Linked DNA regions of Mus musculus: region 2 is linked to region 1. Evidence: chromatin contacts called from ENCODE Hi-C or POLR2A ChIA-PET data. All regions are on one chromosome and are shown on one strand. Each heading gives the region's core, a stretch centred on a gene start or an enhancer-like site at or near the end of the contact. The rest is flanking DNA. Distances are from core to core; before and after follow the strand shown.

What was found. Hi-C counts contacts between places; a loop is a spot of excess contacts on that map. ChIA-PET counts read pairs that join two places held with the same protein, here RNA polymerase II (POLR2A).
Region 2: a loop to region 1 is called in a map of gastrocnemius, with 4 times the contacts of the local background. The contact joins two enhancer-like sites. A Hi-C loop is called at or near these places in 1 of 37 maps with a recorded cell type or tissue (gastrocnemius). POLR2A ChIA-PET finds 5 or more read pairs at or near these places in 1 of 5 experiments (embryonic stem cell).

Annotation. Positions count from the first base shown.
Region 1 is chr13:44,298,117-44,304,359 of GRCm38, forward strand. No RefSeq gene overlaps it. Among named protein-coding and RNA genes, the nearest start is that of Gm29676, 41 kb to the left of the region's middle. Within about 2 kb of position 2,722, at least 1 of the 3 ENCODE cell types and tissues checked has a DNase peak (open chromatin) inside an H3K27ac peak, as active enhancers do; it is gastrocnemius, where a contact is called at or near this core.
Region 2 is chr13:44,537,765-44,543,727 of GRCm38, forward strand. The region is part of intron 3 of Gm34276 (a long non-coding RNA gene); the gene reads right to left. Among named protein-coding and RNA genes, the nearest start is that of Gm34276, 28 kb to the right of the region's middle. Within about 2 kb of position 3,748, at least 1 of the 3 ENCODE cell types and tissues checked has a DNase peak (open chromatin) inside an H3K27ac peak, as active enhancers do; it is gastrocnemius, where a contact is called at or near this core.

The DNA of each region.
Region 1 (6,243 bases), core at 1,472-3,971:
CGTAGTTTTGTTACTGTATCTCAGGAAAAGACAGAACCAGAGAACCAAAATTGGTTTTAGTATAAAAGTGAAAGGTGAGCTAGAACCTTCTGGAGATATCATTTCCCTTCTTTAATACGTTCCACATATATCTGAGCATGTGCCCTGCCAACACCCATGCTATGTTCTCTGGGATACCTCACAGATGCACAGCTCAGAAAGCCACAGTGCAGCTTATGGAGCACCTCACACTTGCCCCAGCATCCCATTCACCCACACTTGGAGCTGCCATTCAGAGCTGCCAACATCTGTCCCAACGATGACCACATTACTCACACACAACAACTGGACTCGGTCCATGTAGGAGAATGTCATCAGGGTCAGTGACTATCTAGGAGCGAAAGAACTCAGCTAGCCTCAAAAGAGAGTGAAGACCAATGGCCATATAATATCATCAACATGATAATATAATATAGAATAATATAAGTGATATAGGGGCCTGTATCACCATGGGTTAACTGCCCTTCTTGTCCTTAAAAGTGAAATAATTGATACTTATGGAAAAACCTAGTTCCTTATGCCAAACAGGGCTCAGAACTCCACTCTCTGGCACAATTCTAAGGCATCATACTTTCTAAGCAAGTGAAGGATGAGAAAGGGTGGGTGAGGGGTGTGGGAAGGCTGATCACTGGCTGATCACTGGACTAGAGCACCTAAAAGATGCAGAAGACCTCCGCATCCTCACTGCCATGACAGCAGTCCACATACACATGAACCAAGTGTTCTTCTTCATAGCAGCCATGTCTTGGTCATTGTTCTATTGCTGGGGAGAGACACCTTGACCATGGCAACTCTTATAAAGGAAAGCATTTAACTGGGGGTTGGCTTGCTATTTCAAAGTTTTAGTCCATTATCATTATGGCAGGGAGCAAGTCGGCACACACAAGTGTGTGTGTGTGTGTGAGAGAGAGAGAGAGAGGAAGAGAGAATGAGAGAGAGAGAGAGAGAGAGAGAGAGAGAGAGAGAGAGAGAAAGAGAAAGAGAAAGAGAAAGAGAAAGAGAAAGAGAAAGAGAAAGAGAAAGAGAAAGAGAAAGAGAAAGAGAAAGAGAAAGAAAGAGAGCCTCTGGGCCTGGAGTGGGCCCATCCCCAGTGTCACACTTCCTCCATCGAGGCCAAACCTACCCCAACAAGACCCTACTTCCTAATCCTTTTAAGTAGTGCCACTCTCTGGTGACCAAGCATTCAAATCTATGAGCCTGTGCGTTCATTCTTATTCAAACCACCACAAAGGGGATGTTATTCCCATCTTACAGAGGAGAACAATCAAGGGGAAATGAGGAGATCATTTCTCAAGATGTTTCAAATAGAAAAGAGAGCCAAGTTTCCAAGCTCAGCACCATTCCTGTTATTTAACCTCTGTAAAAATCCATCCAGATATTATCTAAAGAAGGTTTGGACGGAAAACATTAAGAATTCACAGAAACATAAGGACTGGTTTGTCCCATGATGTTCTGCATAAGTTATTAATACCATGTCTCATGCTACTGTTTACAATTTTCTTAATTTAGAGACATATCAGGGCAACACCTACTGTCTTTCTTTCTTAAACAGTCTCCTTCTAACTTCAGGACACAGAAATTCACCCCAGAATCTCATCAGCATAAGGCAATTCTGTGTCCACACAGGATCCACTAGTCAAGAAAGCTCTCTTTGTATCTCCCATCTTCCCAAGTCTTTTAGACCTTGTGCTGAGCTGTGCAACCATTGCTGTCATAGCAACCACACTTCACCCTTCATAACCTTACTCATCCACACTACAACCTGAACCCTTGAACCCCATAAGGCAACTAAAAAAGGGAAGAATGTTCACCATCAGTGTTAGTTCAATGGGATTTAGAATCAACTAGGACACAAGCCTGTGGTATGAACCTTTCCAGAGAGAGCTAATTGATGAGGGAAGACCTAGAAGCATCATGGGTAGGCTGGACTCCCAGAAATGAATAAAAAGTAAAACAGAAAACATCTAAAGAGCAGGGGGATTAATCTCTCTCTGCTTCCTGATTGTGGCCATAATGTCACCACCTCATATTCCTACCACCATGGTGCCTTCCCCTCAACACGGGGCTGTGTCCCCTCAAACGGTGAGCCCAAATGAGCCCTTGCTTCCTTACACTGCTTGGGTTGGGTGATTTGTCGCAGCATTGAGAAAAGGTATTGAATACAGAAGACCCAGGTTCAGAACCAGGGCACCACAAGCTCACCCCAAGCCAGCTAGCACTTGGCTGGGGCAGATGCGTTAGTACTCTGTTGTTCCTGTCCATCCTGAGTCCTGTCCCCAGTGTGACTGTTACAGAAGCTCTACCTTGCCTTAGAATCCTTATGCTGAGTCAATACCCATCTTCCTCATTAACCGGAGACCTGCTAGCATCATCTTCACTTTGGGGCCCCTTCACTTACATTAACCCCTCCTCTTAGCCCTCTGCCCTCTCTTCACTATCCTGTGGCATTCCCCTCAGAAATCTGTTCTAAAGCCAGCCCTGGTGTTTCCTTCCTCCTCTGAAGCATCCCTTGTTTGTGTCTTTCTCTTGGTTCTCGAGATGGACTGCCAAGTATTTCTCATCCTCCCCTCGTGTCTTCTTTTAGTATTTTAAATTGTACAAACAACAGTGCGGATTATCTCTTTTCGTGCACACATCCTGTCTGCTCACCCGCACTGGGCGTCCTCCAAGGTTCTGTCCTTTCCCATCTGCTCATCTCGCTTTCTAATGACTCCCTTGGATAGGTTTCTCCCGCTTGCATAACACCACAGGTTCTTTCACAGTCGTACCCGAGCCCTATTCAAGGGCCACTGGCCTAACAGCCCTTTCCCTTTCTCTTAATCACTCCAGATGCCCACTATTTTCTAAAGGCCACCTCCGACTCGAAGGATGCTTCCTTCAAAGTACACAGCTCAATAATTATCTATGCATTTCCTAAGTTTCTTTGAAACAAATTTGGTGGTCTGCATGTGCACATACATGAATGAGCACATATGGGCATTCATATATGACTACGCATGTGTGAGAGTTAGAGGACAACTTGCAGAAGTTGTCTATTTATTATGTAGACAGGGATGGAACTCAGGTCATCAGGTTTAAACAGGAGTTGCCTTTACCCACGGAGCCATCGCACTGGCCCTGAGTTTCTAGAGCACTTGTATCTACACAAACAATCTAATGCCTGCATATATTCCAGTCTTGTTATCAGTGACCATTCACGTCTCCTGTTTCTCTAAATCGTGCCCTTCCTGAGGACAACAACCAAGTCATGTGCGTGTTTCTCTAGCACAGTTCAGGGTGTTCTGGCTGCTTTGTAACCTGCTTGCAATCTGTACTTCAAGAGTTAAATCATCGGGGCTAGAAAGAAGGCTCAGAGGTTAAGAGTGCTTGATGCTTATACAAATGGCCAGAGTTTGGTTCTCAGCACTACAATCGGGCAGCTAACAACTGCCTGTAAGTCAATTTCCAGAGAATCCAATACCTTCTTCCAGCATCTATAGGCATAAACATAAAGGATACAATAAATAAATAAACAAGCAAACAGTTAATTAATTAACTTAACTTAGTAAGTCCTGAAAAAGATGAGTTAATAGAATTCAGGATTTTGGTTTCAAATGGGGCTCGGCAAACAATAATCATAGTTGCAAAATCAGAAAGAGAGAAAAATAAAATTCTAAACCGAAATCCTTGGAAGAACGGGTTCTGTATGCTTAAGAATCTTTTCTCACAGGTCACTGGATTTAAAGACAGTGCAGACAGCCCCAAGCATCACAGGGTTGCTTCAGTTCGTTATTTAAGAGCCAAAACAGGACCGTGAAAGAAGCTGTCTGGAGCCTGATTCAGCCCTCACTCTGCCAAGTGCAGGGTCACATGTGGCCAAGCAAAGCAGAGCCGATGAAAGCCAGTACGTCAAGCTTCCTATCAGATCCTCGGCTCTAGCTGCTGCTAGCATTTCACACGGCACCGGTCACACCTGTGTTCTCAAGCCAAGAACACTGGCCAGCTCAGCACCTTCTGAAACCCACGGGGCTGGGATCCAAGGCAAACATGAAATAACAGGTGACTCACGGCAGTGAGAACCCAGCAGCTGCCATTGTAATCCACGGAGCTCACCCACAATGCAACAGGGCAGGGGATAACTTGCAGTGAGTCGGATTTAGGGTTGGTTCAACCTTCAATCTTGTGAGGATAATAAGTCAGTAATTGCTGATGATAAATTCTTGCCTCTCCTCTTCTTGGTCTAAGAGTATTATTAGCTCTCCTGGATTAGAGAGCTAGGCTCCATGTTAGAAATGAGATACCCCGATCCCCACCACACACCCTTAAAGATACAGCCTCTGTGGAGATGACAACAAAAAAGCCAACAACCTAATCCTACCACTCTAGAGGATGAGACAGGGGAATTACCATGTCTTTAAGACCAGCCTGGTCAATATTGTGAATACCCAACCAGACAGGGCTATGGAGCACAAAGTGTCTCAGAAGCAAAAAACAAAATGGCAACAACCCTCACTCTCACACCTTTTCCTTGTGAACTGAGCTCAGAGGAGCAGATAGACTTGGGGCATTCTCTCTAGTCCTATCACCATTTCAAAAGACATCAGCAGGACATCTAAGGCAGAGAGGAAATGACACAGGTTCAGCATCAGATTTTGTTTCTTAGGTCTACCAGCAACAATGGAGAGAAACAGGGAAGGATGCTAAATCTTCAAGAATAAGGGTTAGTTCTTGCTGTTCCTGATGTCTCTATTACATCAGAGTCTTCATTATACAGAACACTTTGACCTGGGTAGTTCTTAGTCCCAAGAGTTCAGAATGTCAACACTTTCTTCATTCAGTGGATATATATATATATATATATATATATATATATATATATATATATCAAGCACTTAAGGTACCAGATGCTATTGCAAGTTCTGAGATGTAGAAGTCACTGAAGCAGAAGTCTCTGGTCTCCAGCAGCTTCTACTCAAAGGAAAGAGCCAGTTAACAAGTGCATAAGCAAGTGGACTTAGATGCGGATCCAATTTGATTTTGAGTGTCCCCTAAAGGGCCATTGGTACAAGGTTTGGTCCGTAGTCCTAGTGTTCCTGAGAGGTAGTGGATCTTTGGGAGGTAGGACTTTGTTCAGAGGTTGGGTGCATACCACTGAAAACCACTGAAACTTTGGTCCCTCGTCTCTGTTTTCTTGCCAACTGCAAGTATATAAAAATTTTCCTCTGCCACATACTTCCATCATGGTGTACTGTTCGGTCACAGGCCCTAAAGCAACAACACCAAGTGACCAGGAACTGAAATTATGGAGCAAAATGAACCTCTTCATCTTTATCAATTAATTACCTCACGTATTTTGTTTGCTAACATAGATAGTGATAGAGACTGTGGAAAAAATAGACAAAATTAAGAAAAAGATGGAGAAGAGTGTGTATGGAGTGTTGAAGGGTTTTCCTGGAAAGTCTTATAAAAGAGAATACATTACAGGAAGATCTAAACAGAAGCCTACAGAATTGTGAAGCAGTGTTTGGAGGAGGCAGAAATATTGAACGCTCTGAGCAAGAGAAGGATTGTTATGTTTGCCAAATAGCCAAGAAGGGTAGAAGATCATGTGGAAGGGAGGGAGGGGGGGGGCTTTTCCAAGAGAAGCAGACGCCAAATCATAAGTGAGAACGTTGACCTGGACTTGACATATCTAGTCCCCATTTGGAGACAGAGACACACCAGTTATTTCAACAATGCTAATTGTCTTAGGGTTTCATTACTGTGAAGAGACACCATGAACAAGGCAGCTCTTACAAAGGACATTTAATTGGGGCTGGCTCACTAGTTCTGAGGTTCAGTCCATTATCATCATGGCCGGAAGCATTCAGGAAGGTAGGGCACTGGAGGAGCTGAGGGTTCTACATCTTGTTCCGAAGGCAAACAGAAGACTGACTCCTCAGGCAGCTAGGAGGAGGGTCTCAAAGCCCACCCCCACAGTGACACACTTCCTCCAACAAGGCCACACCTACTCCAACAAGACTTCACCTCTTAATAGTGCCGCTCCTTGGGCCAAGCATATTCAAACCACCACACTAATTTAATGAAAAAACAAAACAACAAAACAGAACATACACACACATACACACACACAAAGAACCTCAATATAAAGTCGACATCCTGGTAAGTGAAAGGCTAGAAAAAGAAATCAAGATGCCTTTGAAATAACCATGGAGGGAAACTGTC
Region 2 (5,963 bases), core at 2,498-4,997, 240 kb after region 1:
TCCAATGAGGCAGGCCTGAGGCTCACCTAGAGTCTAGGATAGCTAGCTAATCTAGTAGATCTGGAGTGGGAAGCCAGAATGTGCATGTCTGAGCAGGGCATGCAGGTGCAACCTTGGTGCTGAAGCTGCAAGATGCAAGGGGATGCTAATGTCATACATGGAAAACTCTGTGCAAAGGCGGAGAGGGCTCTATATTTAATGTATAGAGGTTCTACAAAAGTGGGTAATTACATTCATTATTCAGTCATGATAGGAGCTGAATTATATGGATTCCCTGCCCTGTCCCCATTTGAATTTTGAAGCCATAAGTCCTAGAACCTCGGAAAGTGACTGCATTTGGCAATCGGGTCTTTAAGAAGGCACTTAGAGTAAAAATCAAGTAATCTGAGCGCCCTTGTTAGAAGAGAAGATTGGAGGCTGGGACGTAGCCCAGCTGGAGAGTGTTTCTCTGGTGGGCACAAGACCCAGCACTGTATGAAGCAGGCATGGCAGTGCATAGATGTTCACCCAAGAGGAAGAAGCAGGAGGAATAGAAATTCAAGGCCATCGATATTTCAAAGTAATACTATTTGACTCAACTTCCTTTTCGGCTCCTGATCTGTCAACAATTACTTAGGTTGGTCCCTTGATTTAGACTTTTCATGTCATTTCCCCTTCTCATTTCCCCTTTCCTCTTCCTTGGTGAGCCTTTGGCGGAAAGCCCCTCCTCTGACTAGGCAGGCATCAGCTGTTTTCCAGGCGTCGCCCCACCTCATTAGGGAAACCTCATTTGGGGGTTTGTCATCTTAGCCATGTCTCATCACTTTGGACTTTACCAGGTCTCTGTTGTTACATTTTAGTGGAGGATGGACCCGAGGCTCAGGAGCGCTTATCCCTCTCTCCCACCAGTGCCACACCATCTCATGGTCTCTTCTTAGCTCCATCTATCAAACACATCAAGATAACTAGCCAACCAGTTAAAAGCAAAAAGCCCATACTCCAAAGAATGCCTCTTGGCTCTACTAGAGTTGGCTTGCCTTTTAATTCTAAAATTTATTAACATATGTAATTTCTGATCAAGCAGAAATGCCACCTGATCAAATAATATCCAAAGACAATCAAAACGGAGGTTGGGAAACTTCTAAGGTGGGTTCTCACTGGTGGAGGTGGAGGCAGGTCTTTGAAAGCTCTACCTGGCCCCTGGCTCCCGCCTTCCTCCCTGCTTCCTAGTTTGCTGTGTTGTAAGTCTCCTCCCCGACACTTTGCTGTTGTTATACCTTCCTCCTATGATGAACCAAAACCCCCCTAAAGTCATCAGCTCCAGTGACTCTCTCTTTCCTAAATGGTTTTCCCCCTGTTGGGTATTTTAGTCACGGTGACACAGAGGTGACTAAAACACTAACAAGAAAGGACACTGACAAAAGGATATTTCTTTCCTGTATTCCTTTTTAATTTTAAATGAGAAATCACTTGCTCTTTGGGTCTTCGTCTAAAGTCCTAAAAATGCCCAGTTGGGGAACAGGCGTTCAAAACCTGAGCCTGTGAAGGACATTCCAGATTCAACCATAACAAATTTTTCCTCCAACAATAAACTCTCTGCACTCAGTAGGACACTGATTCCCAATTCCCAAACACTGAGAAATATGCAGCCATGTTTAAATGATTACATTCTATATTAGTATCTGTATAGCATAACATGCAATAACTATCTATATTACATAATGTAGATCGCACAACTGGACTATGGCTGTTACCAAGAAGACATTGTTGAGAAAGAGGACTCACTACTACTGGCAATTTAACTAGTACAGCCACTGTGGAAATCAGCATGGAAGGTTTAAAGAAAACTAAAAACAGAACTATCGTATGTCTGGATGTTCAGACATACATCCAAAAGATGCTAAGTCAACATATTTGCACATCTATGTTCATAGCTGTTCTGTCTACAGAAGCCAGGTATTAGAATCAACCAACCTAGGTGTCCATCAACAGAGGAGGGATAAAGAAAATGTGGTTCAGGGTCTAGCGAGATGGGTCAGTGGTTAAAAGCCCTGGCTGCTCTTCAGAAGTCCTGGGTTCAATTCCAAGCACCCACCTGGTGGCTCTCAAACATCTCTAACTGTAGCCCATGGGATCCAATACCTTCTTCTGGTGTGCAGACATACATGTGGACAAAACACCCGTATACATAAAATACATAAATAAAATCTTTTTTAAAGTAAGAAAGTGTGGTTCCTTGAATTTCATGCAACTATAAACAACAATGTTTTGTATGCTGGGATTAAAAACATCTGCCACCGTGACTGGTGTATAAGAAAAAAATGAAATTGCAGCGCATACAAGAGAATGGGAAGAACGAGAAGCCATTATGTTAAGCAAAATAAGCTAGATTTAGAAACACAAACACTGCATGTTTCTCTACTTTGTGGAGCTAGAATTTAAAGACACACATATACACATATATATGTGTGTGTGTATATATATATATATATATATATATATATACATACATACATATAGTTGTATTACTCTTCTTTAAGTGTCATCTTAGCCAGATGTGACAGTATAGATCTGTAATCTCAGTACTTAGAAGCTAAGGAAGAGGGGATCATTAGGCCCAGGCAAGCCAGACTTTTGTTTTCTGGGTGGGAGTATCATCTTATAAATCAATTCACAGAGTCGTAGTAAGTGCAAAGTAATAATATCATTGCCACAATCACCGCAATGCTCATAAAAGCAGAGAAGTTGATTTGCAGAGCCTTGACAGCCTTGGGTCCCCCAGCCTTCCTCAGCTGTGACATCGTCCCACAGCCTAGAAGTCAGGAGGGAAGTTCTCTGATGAGGGTCAGACAGAGCTTCTGCTTTCACGGTCCCTGGGGGGTGTCTCAGCACCCCAGAACTTAGAGGGGGAAAATATGAAAACAGCTAGTCTGATGCAACCCTTCTGATTGTAGGTCAAATGACCAGGACTTACACCAAGATGCACTTTCAAATGCTGCCAACCTTTATCAAAGCAACATTTCCTATTCAAAACTCTTAACAGAAAACCCCTGCTTAGGGACGCTTTTCACGTTTGTGTCTGGACCTCCCTGTAATCTCTATTTCTCGCTATTTTATTTATTATTAATGTGTGGGAAAGACAGAGTGACAGAAAGACAGAGGCAGGCAGACACCAGTGCAGAGGACAGAGGACAACTTTCAGGAGTTGGTTCTCTCCTTCTTCTACCTTGTATTCTGGTGATAAACTCACACTTTCAGGCTTTGTGCAAGGGCTTGTACCCCTAAGACCCCATTTTGACAGCCTGGGGAGATGACCTAGTCAGTACAGTGTTTGTCCCTCATGCCTGAGGACCTGAGTTTGATGCTCAGAATTCACATCGAACAACCAGGAATGAGGGAATGAATTTATAACCTCAGTCCTAGGGAGGTAGAGACAGGCGTCCTGGCTAGCCAGCCAAATCAGTAAGCCCATCTTACTAAACAGGGTGGATGGCATCCATTAAGAACAGCCATGCCCATATACAGGGCACATGCATGAGCACCACTAGGGTACCCACCTAGAACTGGCAGATGGAAGGGAGGGGCAAAGGAGAATGACTTCATCAGCCTGAGACTATTCCCTGCGATACCCAAATCAGACCAACAAGCCTCATTGTGCTTGACAGCAAGAAAGTTAGACCTGGCCAGCTCCCTACTACAGATCGCTTTGGGAATCCCCAGGGAATGCCCACATGCTGTACCAATCTGTCCCGCTGATCACTTGCCACCTCAACTGCCACCTGGCCCCATGCCACTGCCCAACCCTGGTTGTGCTCTGAAACCCGACTCTGCAGGCAGCTGCTGTACCCTGAGTTTCACCCCAGGCTGGCCACAAGCCGTTCCCTTAATTCCCCTTGGTGGCAGTTAATGGTAGACTGTCACATTTGAGATGTTACGAAAAGCCAAGGCACCACCAAAGATCACTACAACCCCGAGAACTAGAGCTGGGCGTGCCAGATGGCTGTCCTTTAGGTCCATGGGCCGTGCATAGAGGTTTTATTTCTCAGAGCTCAGTTCTCCTATCCTAACAAGTCCCAATGAATAAAGACAAAAAAATCTTTTCCTACACGGGGGGAGGGGGGGGGAATCACCAGCTTTCTAGAGCCCCCAGGTCTTGAACTATCTGTTTCAGGAAAGGATTAAACTTTACCATGGTTTAGCCAAAAGCCTTTAAAATTTTTTGTCTAGGCAAAATAAACACAGTGAAATATGGCCCCACACCAGAGAAATAGTAAGAACGTAAGAAGACATTGAAACAACTATTTGTTTTTGTTCTTGGTTTTTCTTTTTAAAGATTTATTTATTTATTATATGTAAGTACACTGTAGCTGTCTTCAGACACACCAGAAGAGGGAGTCATATCTTTTTACGGATGGTTGTGAGCTACCATGTGGTTGCTGGGATTTGAACTCGGGGCCTTCGGTAGAGTAGTCAGTGCTCTTAACCACTGAGCCATCTCACCAGCCCTCTTGTTCTTCTTTGTTGTTGTTGGTTTTTTGGGTTTTTTTTGTTGTTGTTGTTTGTTTTAGTTTTTCAAGACAGGGTTTCTCTGTATAGCCCTGGCTGTCCTGGAACTCACTTTGTAGACCAGGCTGGCCTCGAACTCAGAAATCCACCTGCCTCTGCCTCCCGAGTGCTGGGATTAAAGGCATGCGCCACCACGCCCGCCCAGCTGAAACAACTATTTAAGCTTGTTAAAGGGTGAGTTCTCATACTTTTAACCCTTCCTATTCCATGAAAGTCCTCTGGCCAATAACACACGGAAAGATAGTTAGCCTCACTAATGATTAGGAGAAGACAAATCGATACTCACGGAGATCTTTCCTCACACCCATCAGAAAATCTACTATGAGCACACGAGTGTGTGCACAGGCATAGGAAATTAGCATTGGTGAGGATATAGAGAAACTGGAGCCCTTACACACTGCTGGGGAGTGTGCTAAAGGTGCAAATGCAATGGAAAGCCATGTCATGGCTACCTAAAGTATCAGACATATAATTAACCGTACACTCTAGCAACGCCACTCCCGGGATCCAGTAAGCCTACTCGAAGGAATTGAAAGCCGGGTTGCAAAGACACATCTGGGCACTGACCACGTTCGTGGCAGTCCTTTACACAAAGGCCATGAGGCAGAAACAGTGTAGGTGTCCATCAGCAGGTGAGAGGATCAACAAAATGCAGTGGGCAAGTACATGGAATGGGACTTGACTTTTTTTTTAAGGGATGAAATTGAGGCTTGGGATGAAGTTAGTCAGTAAACTGCCTGTTTAGCATGACACCCTGGGCTCATTCCCAGCACTGTCTACAACCAGGTATGTAGGCCAGTAATCCCAGCACTTGAGAGGTAGAGTTAAAAGGATCAGCAATTCAAGGTCAGCTTTGGCTACCCGGGAAGGGCTAGACTCAGTGCACGAGGCCATGTGTCAAAAAGAAATTAAAAAGAAAGAAAGAAACTATACAAGTCCTTATTGTCTGATAGAACCTCAACTTTCTATTGGGTGAGAAACAGTCTCTACAGTTTCTGTTTCTGGTGCCACTCACCACTGGAAGTCACTGAGCCCTTAAGGACGGTGACTGAGACATGATTTGATGCTATCCGTTTTTCATACAAAGTAGGTCAGCATGGGAGCTTGGAGCATGTCATTGGACAGCACAAGGTCTCAACAGTCACAGACCCTGTGGACTTCCTGCAGCAGCACTGGTGGCGCGGGACATTTAAGCTGGTGGCCCCTTTAGGAACAAGCCCTTGCTACACAGACCTCCACTGTCACCTGGCTCAGCTGGATCTCAGCTCTTCTGCTTAAAGACAAAGCACTGTCATGTGCTCTACTCCCTTCTGCTCGACATCACCCTTGGAAGGCTTCTTAGTTTTATACCTGTAGCACATCCAGCCAGAGCGCCACCACCCTCGCCACTGTTCAAACACTCCCAAATACTTAGTGTC